Linked DNA regions of Homo sapiens: region 1 is linked to region 2. A link is an interaction called in ENCODE POLR2A ChIA-PET data of the cell type or tissue named here. Cell type or tissue: MCF 10A. All regions are shown on one strand.

Region 1 (5,000 bases), 58 kb before region 2:
TTGAGGGCCGGGCGCGGTGGCTCACGCCTGTAATCCCAGCACTTTGGGAGGCCGAGGCGGGCAGATCACGAGGTCAGGAGATCCAGACCATCCTGGCTAACACGGTGAAACCCCGTCTCTACTAAAAATACAAAAAATTAGCCAGGCATGGTGGCGGGCGCCTGTAGTCCCAGCTACTCGGGCAGCTGAGGCAGGAGAATGGCGTGAACCCGGGAGGCGGAGCTTGCAGCGAGCCAAGATTGCGCCACTGCACTCCAGCCTGGGCGACAGAGCGAGACTCCGTCTCAAAAAAAAAAAAAAGTTGAGGCAGGCTGGGCACGGTGGCTTACCCCTGTAATCCCAGCACTTCAGGAGGCCGAGGCGGGCAGATCACGAGGTCAGGAGTTCGAGACCACCCTGACCAACATGGTGAAACCCTGTCTGTACTAAAAATACAAAAATTATCCAGGCGTGGTGGTGCGCGCCTGTAATCCCAGCTACTCAGGAGGCTGAGGCAGGAGAATCGCTTGAACCCGGGAGGTGGAGGTTGCAGTGAGCCAAGATCGCGTCACTGCGCTCCAGCTTGTGTGACAGAGCAAGACTGTGTCTCAGAAAAAAAAGAAAAAAGAAAAAAAAGAAAGTTGAGGCCGGGCTTGGTGGCCAACACCTGTAATCCCAGCACTTTGGGATGCTGAGGCGGGAGGATTGCTCGAGGCCAGGAGTTTGAGACCCTGTCTCTACAAAAAATAAAAATAAAATAAAAAGGTAGGACCAGATGGCAATTTGAATTTGTATAATTTCAGCAGTTCTTCAGAAAGTACTCTAAAGAATTAAGAATAAAATGAAGCAATGTTTGGAAGAGAAAGAGATGGCCTAGCCCCCATGCTGCTGCCTGTGTATTGAGGAGGATGCTGACATAGAGGTCCTGCTTATTTGCTCTGCTTCTGACTCATCTGTACCCTGACCTCACCATACATTGTTTCTAGAAGGGCTCCTCTGCCCCTAGTGATGCCTGCTTCTCCTAATGCATTTCGCACCCTTTGTGGGGCACCCCTGTGACCTTGACCATCTCTGTCTTGCAGTACCGTGTGACTGTGCCGCTGATGGGGGCTGTGTCCGACCTGTGCGAGGCTCTCTCCAGGCTGTCTGGCATTGCTGCAGAAAATGTAAGGCGGGGTGATCAGTGGCACTCGGTCTATTTGGGATACTTCATAGCATTTGGAGTTTACTTTCAACCTTGAAGCCACTTTTTGGGGTTGTTGTTATTGCCAGCACAAATGTGATTATTTGTGTGTGTCTGGATGCCTCACTCACTATGCACATTGTGACTGAGACTGTCCCTTCCAGCTCCAGGAAACACTATCTTTCCTTCATTGGGTTCACACTAGCCGTGGTCAAAGGACCAGGAGTAGGGCTCTGCTGTCAGATCTGTGCACTGAGGGTGGCATAGAGACTGCAGACTATGGAATACTCCAGAGGCTCTGGACAACTGCTGGTTTCTGGTTAGCACCACACTCCTCGCCCTTCCTGCCAGTCGAGGGCAGATGCTACCAGCATGTTCAATTCTGATGGCAGCCATGCTGCTCCCCCTTGGGCCTTGGCCCTCAGCTCTCTGGGGCTGTTTGTGTGGTGGTTTCTCTAGAGGCAACATTTGAGTATGAGTATTTTTTTTTTCATTTGTTTCTGGGTTTTAAGCAGTTAGTAGGGGCACTCTTAGCCATTCTGTGGTCTTTCTGTTACTGTTCATTCTTAGATGGTGGTCGCAGATGTGTATAATCACCGATTCCACAAAATTTTCCAAATGGATGAAGGTTTAAACCACATCATGCCTCGGGATGACATTTTCGTGTGAGTACTCAGCAGTTTCTGCTGCAGGTCAGGTCAGAGGACACATTCTAGAGACTTTGCTGCATTCATATCTCCAGAACAAAAATGTGGGCAGTCATTGCTCATGTGGATTGGCCCTGACCCCTGGGTGCAAGAGATGGGTATTGAGGGCATCGTGGGCAGCCATCAGTGCTCAACCCCTCCTGCCCTGCAGAGCTAAACATTCTGATAACTCTCCTCAGCACAGCCACAGCCTTTTTTCAACAGTTTTGCCTATGAAGAAGGCCAAATCACTGCTCCTACAGATGGTCCTACCATCAGAGATGCCTTTCTTAAGAGGAATCCCAGCTGTGTGATGGGAAGATGGTAGTAGGGGTGTGGTACGGAAGGATCTTGTCCTTTCTCTGCCACAGGCTGTAGCTTCTCAGCGAGTACCATGATACTACCATCCCCAATGCAGAAATGACAGGGCTGATTTAAACAGCTGTTTTCAGCTCAAACATTCTGTAAGCTCTGAGACTGAGTTTCTTCATCTCTGTGAGGACAATACAAAGGCCTCCTCTGCCTTCCCACATGCTGCTTCATGGCTGCTCTGTGTAATTGTGTGTGTGTCCCTCTTCCAGGCACAGTGGTGTAATAACTTGCCGGCTGCTCCCATACATGAACTTGCCTGCTGCTCCCAGGCAGCCACTTGCCCAGGAAGTATGGAGCACAGCCGTACTGTCCCTCCCTCTTTACCTCTCACTCAGGAACTTGCCTCTGCTGAGAAAGGGTTTTAGGATTTTGTTTTGGTTTTTGTTTTTGGCTGAGGAATTCAGTATGTAAAGGAGATAGTTCCTTCCCTTTACATTTTTGGGCCTATGACTTCTAGATCTCTCTAAAAGGAATAGTTCCTAGCCACACCCAAGATCTATTTCTGTTCTCACTTGCACAGACACAGCCAAGAGCTGACACTGTGCCAAGGGCTAGAACATGGGAAAGTCCACTTTCACATATAACCCCAAGCCCTTAACATGGTCTCTGTAAATTCCAGAAAGTAGTGTTTTCACACACCTGAGCTGAAAGGAACTGGAGGATTACCCTGTGGGGAGCTTAGCAGACCACCAACAAAGGAATTTTCAGAGGGCCTATGGGCCAACCATTGGAAAAACAAATTCTTTTATAGATGAATTTGAATTGACAATTGTTTTATGAAAGCAATAGTAGCATCTGGTATTTTTATTTTATTTTATTTTATTTTTTTAGACGGAGTCTCGCTCTGTCTCCCAGGCAGGAGTGCAGTGGCGCAATCTCGGCTCACTGCAAGCTCTGCCTCCCGGGTTCATGCCATTTTTCTGCCTCAGCCTCCCGAGTAGCTGGGACTACAGGCACCCGCCACCACGCCTGGCTCATTTTTGGTATTTTTAGTAGAGCCAGGGCTTCACCGTGTTAGCCAGGATGGTCTCAATCTCCTGACCTCGTGATCCACCCGCCTTGGCCTCCCAAAGTGCTGGGATTACAGGCGTGAGCCACTGTGCTCGGCCAGCATCTGGTATTTTTTATTTTTTATTTATTTATGTTTTTGAGATAGAGTCTTGCTGTGTCACCCAGGCTGGAGTACAATGGTGTGATCGTGGCTCACTGCAAGCTCCGCCTCCCAGGTTCATGCCATTCTGCCTCAGCCTCCTGAGTAGCTGGGACTACAGGCGCGTGCCACCACACCTGGCCAATTTTTTGTATTTTAAGTAGAGATGGGGTTTCACTGTGTTAGTTAGGGTGGTCTCGATCTCCTGACCTCGTAATCCGTCCCCCTCGGCCTCCCAAAGTGCTGGGATTACAGGTGTGAGCCACTGTGCCCGGCCTGCATCTGCTACTTTTTAATGTGTTGTACACTGTGCTACTAAATTATTTAATTCTTACCACACCTTTTAAAGTGGGTAATCCCATTGTCCACCGAATAAATAGACTAAGAAGTTAGGTGCTTATTACTAGCAGCCAGAAAATGGCAATGTGGACCTGGAACCTGGGGCAGGTGCACTCCAAGGCCTGGTTCTTTACCACTATGCTGGACCACAGTATTTACTCGAGAGCACACCTTGGACATTTTTATGTATTAGAAATTCCTCCTTCATAAACTTCAGTCAGGACTGTTTGCTAGGCATTTGGGGAGGGGGGGGTGTGTGTGTGTGTGTGTGTGCGCGCGCGCGCGCACACGTGCATATGTTTAGTTTCAAAATTTGAATCAGTAAGTTTGTGTCTCCCCCTATAGGAAGAGGGAAAGACTACAGTCGGTTGCCAGCAATTTTGGTAACATCTGTTCCAGGATAAAACATCTATAAATCTCCTCAATCCCATGTATTCACTAAGTAAGACACATTTTTCAAAATCATTGATTTGTATCTAGCAGTTTCTTTGGTTATCTCTGATGTTTTTCAGAATTAGATACGATTCTTTCACTTCAGTGTTTTTGAACAAAGATGACAATTACTTTTATAAATTTGCTTGCTCATTTGGAAAAAAAGAGTTTGGCTAATATCCTAGGTGTACATCTTTGTACAATATTTGGTCTTATTAAAGGGCAGGGCACTCAATGCTTTTTTTTTTTTTTTTTTTTTTTTTTTTTGAGATGGAGTCTCGCTCTGTTGCCCAGTCTGGAGTGCAGTGACAAGATCTTGACTCACTACAAGCTCCGCCTCCTGGGTTCACACCATTCTCCTGCCTCAGCCTCCCGAGTAGGTGGGACTGCAGGTGCCCACCACCATGCCCGTCTAATTGTTTGTATTTTTAGAAGAGATGGGGTTTCACCGTGTTAGCCAGGATGGTCTCAATCTCCTGACCTCGTGATCCGCCCGCCTTGGCCTCCCAAAGTGCTGGGATTACAGGCGTGAGCCACCGCGCCCAGCCAACTCAATACATTTTTTAAAGATGAGCTCTTTGATGACAAAAGATGAACTTGGTGGCTGGACCCAGCTGTGTGCCTTTGTGTTCAGAGTGATGATCTGAATGATGGCTGTTATCTGTGTTGGGTCCCAGTTGAAGGACCACAGAGTTTGAGGCCGTGGTTGGAAGAAGGAGTATCACGGTTAGCCCTCAGCCCCAGGTTGTATAGGTTCACATTGTGCTGACAATGGTCCTTCTAGGGATTCCTGACTCAACCTCTAGAAACGTCTTGGCAATAGTTATAGCCACCTTTTCTACTCAAATATGCTCTGTCC
Region 2 (5,000 bases):
AGGAGGCGGATGTTTCAGTGAGCCGAGATTGTGCCATTGCACTCCAGTCTGGACAACAAGAGTGAAACTCCATCTCAGAAAAAAATAATAATAAAATAAATAATAATAATAATAATGGCCAGGCACAGTGGCTCACGCCTATAATTCCAGCATTTTGGGAGGCTGAGATGGGTGGATCAACTGAGGTCAGGAGTTTGTGACCAGCCTGGCCAACATGGTAAAACCCTGTCTCTACTAAAAATACAAAAATTAGCCAGGCATGGTGGCAGGCGCCTGTAGTCCCAGCTACTCAGGAGGCTGAGGCAGGAGAATCGCTTGAACCTGGGAGGCAGAGGTTGCAGTGAGCCAAGATTGTGCCACTGCACTCCAGCCTGGCGACAGAGCAAGACTCCGTCAAAAAAAAAAAATCAATCTATAATTCTCTCTCTCCCTCTTTCTCTTTCTCCCTCTTTCTCTGTGTGTCTGTTTGTGTGTCTGTGTGTGTGTGTGTGTGTGTGTATGTGTGTGTAAGTCCTATGGTTTGGTTTCTCTGGAGAACTCTAATACATGCTATTATGCTAAAATTGAATTATTTAATTACTGACACTCTATGTCTTGTTTTACTCAGAAAAGGTGAGTTCTTTCATCCATTTGAAAGGTTTACATACCTGTCACATTTGTCTTTTGCCCTTTTCTTTTTCTCCTCAAACTGTTCCAAGAGGCCTTTTGATTTTCCAACTGACAAAGGAGGAGGAAATAAACCTCCATCTTTTATATCTCCTCCGAACAGCTGGGGCTTTGTCTGGTACTTTGTGAAAATGCTAGGTTCACCCTGTTAAATGAAAAAAATATATAGCATTTCACACATAAAAATATTTATAGCATTCACTATTTTCTGTACAATGCAGAGTCACATTTAAGTGCAAACCATATTGCTGTAACGTAACATAGCAAGTAGTATTTCCATTTTATCTTTGTATACACCAGAAAATTATATTTAAAATAAAGCAACTGTTTTTATTAATATAGATTTTTGCCTTACCAGCCCAGAGATATTTTAAATGTCAACCAAAATAGCTTAGAATCAATTGCATAAATTTAAAGGCAAGAACAGAGAACCATTTATGCTATTTCTGACATGATGTGTTAAAGTTTTCATAATCATAATTTTAACTCAAATTGCTGTTGCTCAGCTGCTAGTGAACTGAACTCATATTGGTAAGTTTGATGTGGACTGGACAGTGGGCATGCTGACAAATGGTGAGCCACTTTCTGCATTCTTTGGCAAAATTCTGAAACATTCAGGGAGGTCATTTATTCCTTCATATCACTAGATACCAATTTTTGTACTGAAATACTTATTTCAGAGCATACTTTACTAACTTAAAGCACCGACTGGCTGGGCATGGTGGCTCACCCCTGTACTCCCAACACTTTGTTTGGGAGGCCGAGGTGGGTGGATCACAAGGTCAGGAGTTTGAGACCAACCTGACCAATGTGATGAAACCCCGTCACTACTAGAAATACAAAAATTGGTCGGGTGTGGTGGCTCATGCCTGTAATCCCAGCACTTTGGGAGGCCGAGGCGGGCGGATCACCTGAGGTCAGGAGTTTGAGACCAGCCTGCTCAACTTGGCGAAACCCTGTCTCTACTAAAATACAAAAAATTAGCCGGGCATGCTGGCAGGCGCCTGTAATCCCAACTACTCAGGAGGCTGAGGCAGGAGAATTGCTTTAACACAGAAGGAGGAGGTTGCAGTGAGCCAAGATTGCACCACTGCATTCCAGCCTGGGCGACAAGAGTGAAACTCCGTCTCAAAACAGAAACAAAAACAAAAACAAAAATTAGCTGGGCGTGGTGGCACACACCTGTAATCACAGCTACTCGGGAGGCTGAGGCAGGAGAATCTCTTGAACCTGGGAAGAGGAGGTTGCAGTGAGCCAAGATCGTGCCACTGCACTCTAGCCCGGGTGACAGAGTGCGACTCTGTCTCAAAAGAAAAGAAAAGAAAAGAAAAGAAAAAAAAGCACCAACTTAATCTTATTTGTTAAGTCCCTATTTGATGCATGTAAGTTTATATATAAAACTTGAGCCCAGGCTGGGCACAGTGGCTTACGCCTATAATCCCAGCACTTTGGGAGGCCGAAGTGGGCAGATCACCTGAGGTGGGGAGTTCAAGAACAGCCTGACCAACATGGAGAAACCCCGTCTCTACTAAAAATACAAAATTAGCCAGGCGTGGTGCGCATGCCTGTAATCCCAGCTACTCAGGAGACTGAGGCAGGAGAATTGCTTAAACCTGGAAGGCAGAGGTTGTGGTGAGCCGAGATCGTACCATTGCACTCCAGTCTGGGCAACCAGAGCAAAACTCCGTCTCAAAAAAAAAAAAAAAATCCCTTGAGCCCAGGAGTTCAAGACCAGCCTGGGCAACATGGCTAAACCCCATCCCTACAAAAAATATAAAAATTAGCTGGTGCAGCTGGGCACGGGGGCTCACGCCTGTAATCCCAGAACTTTGGGAGGCTGAGGCAGGTGGGTCATGAGGTCAGGAGATTGAGACCATCCTGGCTGACATGGTGAAATCCTGTCTCTACTAAAAATACAAAAATTAGCTGGGCGTGGTGGTGCACGCCCATAGTCCCATCTACTCAGGAGACTGAGGCAGGAGAATCGCTTGAACCCGGGAGGCAGAGGTTGTAGTGAGCTGAGATCATGCCACTGCACTCCAGTCTGGCAACAGTGAGGCTCCCTCTCAAAAAAAAAAAGAAAAAAATTAGCTTGGTGTGGCCAGGCATGGTAGCTCACACCTGTAATCCCAGCACTTTGGGAGGCCAATGCAGGTGGATCACTTGAGGTCAGGAGTTTGAGACCAGCCTAGCCAACACAGTGAAACCCTGTCTCTACTAAAAATACAAAAATTAGCTGGGCATGGGGGCAGGCGCCTATAATCCCAGCCACTCAGGAGGCTGAGGCATGATAATTGCTTGCACCCAGGAGGCAGAGGTTGCAGTGAGCTGAGATCACACTGAAGCAGGAGATGTAAAGAGAAAAACAAGTTTTCTCTTGCTGGGCTGACTCACTCCAAGACCTAGCAATAGGCAGCAGAGCTCTGGCAGGGCTTTGATAACACTATGTGCAAAACCAGAGCCCTCAAGGAATGTGCTCCAGAGTCCCCTCTCCTCCCATTCCCAGGCGAGGGTGGGAAAGCAGGTTTTTCTCTTTTCCCAACTTCCCCCTCCCCTTTGATAATCCTTCCTTAGTGATACTCAAGGTTACTTCACAGAGTTTTACAATTCCTGTTTCTCTTCTGTGCAACATGACAAGGTCACAAGACGAGCTTGAGTAAGATATGTACCAGATGCAAAGCCTGCTTTAGTTTGATAAGTTCCTGTTTTCCTTCCAATGCAGCTGCGAGGTCACGAGCTATGCTAGGATGATGAAACCTGTCACTGTTTGATTAACTGCCTTTGTTCTGCTTCTGTATGCCCACTTGCCTGCACTATACACTTCATGCCACCAAATTCCCTCCACGCCATTCAAACTGGCCAATCCCCTTTCAGAAATGTGTATAAAAGTCAAGCCCTGTTTCTGTTCAGGTCTCAGCCTTTTGGATGCGAATCCGCTGAGCCGGTGCACACCTTAATAAAATCCTCCTGTTTTATCCATTTGGTCTCTCTGGTCCTCTGATTCCTGCCACAGCACCACTGCACTACAGCCTGGGTGACAGAGGGAAAAACTCTGTCTCAAAAACAAAACAAAACAAAACAAAACAAAACTACATTTAGTTATAGGTGCCTCCAAAATCAAAATGTTTTTGACTCACAAGAAAACACAGATTGATCTCAAAGAATCAGGCTGGGCATGGTGGCTCACACCTGTAATCCCAGCACTTTGGGCAGCTGAGGTGAGCAGATCATCTGAGGTTAGGAGCTCAAGACTAGCCCGCCAACATGGAGAAACACTGTCTCTACTAAAAACGCAAAAATCAGCCGTGTGTGGTGGCACACACCTATAATCCCAGCTACTAGGGAGGCTGAGACAGGAGAATTACTTGAACCTGGAAGGCGAAGTTTGCAGTCAGTGAACTGAGATCATGCCACTGGACCTCGGCCCAGGTGACAGAGCAAGACTCTGTCTCAAAAAAAAAAAAAAAAAAAAAAAAAAAAAAAGGAAAAGACAGGTTAATCTCAAAACATCAAGGATTCAAGAGACTCTGTTCCTCATTCTGGCCTTTACTCACTAACCTAGGCCTCAGAATCCTCATCTCCTTCTTCTTCAAGGACATAATGTAGTATAGTTGACTAAAGTATACAGATTACATGAAGTTTATTATTTAAAAAAGTCTGTCTAAAATAAAATTTGTTATTTTATTTCTATTTTATGAAAACTATTTTTACTTATAAATTCTCACAAACAATAGTATGACTAGCCTTAGGCAAATATATATGTATATATATTTGCCTCTCCCTAGGATTGGTCAAGGAATTGACACTATTTTACGTTGCTTTGTAATAGAAGAAACCGCAAATATAAATGTTGCCATTTCAGACTATTAAGTCAAATGAGTCACTAATCAAGCACAAATCCCTTTAGGAGAGTAATCCTTACAGATGTACAATTCTAAAACATATTCCAACAGAATAAGTAATTTTTTTAAGGCTAGAAACTAAGTATTGGTTGTCGGGTTTTTTTGTTTTGTTTGTTTGTTTTGAGACAGAGTCATGCTCTATCTCCCAGGATAGAGTTCAGTGGTTTGATCTCGGCTCACTGCAACCTCTACCTCCTGAGTTCAAGCGATTCTCTGCCTCAGCCTCCCGAGTAGCTGGGATTACAGGCGCCTGCCACCACACCCGGCTAATTTTTGTATTTTTAGTAGAGGCGGGGTTCCACCATCTTGGCCAGGCTGGTCTTGAACTCCTGACCTTGTGATCCACCTGCCTCGGCCTCCCAAATTGCTGGCATTACAGGCATGAGCCACAACACCTGGCCTTGTTTGTTTTTTTTTTGAGACAGGTTCTCA

Evidence for each region. ChIA-PET counts read pairs that join two places held together with the same protein. Peaks named below come from ENCODE experiments on the same cell type or tissue, not always from the same donor. Only the 100,000 strongest peaks of a DNase experiment are listed, where the experiment ranks them.
Region 1: POLR2A ChIA-PET joins it to region 2 with 9 read pairs; 4 of 35 experiments call an interaction of 5 or more read pairs at or near these places.

Annotation. Positions count from the first base shown.
Region 1 is chr3:49,294,697-49,299,696 of GRCh38, reverse strand. USP4 (ubiquitin specific peptidase 4) reads left to right here. Exons shown (of 22, transcript NM_003363.4): 12 at 1,062-1,145; 13 at 1,733-1,827. Among named protein-coding and RNA genes, the nearest start is that of C3orf62, 20 kb to the right of the region's middle. In MCF 10A, a CTCF peak has its summit at 4,035; a DNase peak (open chromatin) is centred at 2,746.
Region 2 is chr3:49,237,037-49,242,036 of GRCh38, reverse strand. It overlaps IHO1 (interactor of HORMAD1 1), which reads right to left. Exons shown (of 8, transcript NM_001135197.2): 4 at 648-811. Among named protein-coding and RNA genes, the nearest start is that of MIR4271, 35 kb to the left of the region's middle. In MCF 10A, no CTCF peak of the experiment used is centred here; DNase peaks (open chromatin) are centred at 3,096 and 3,306.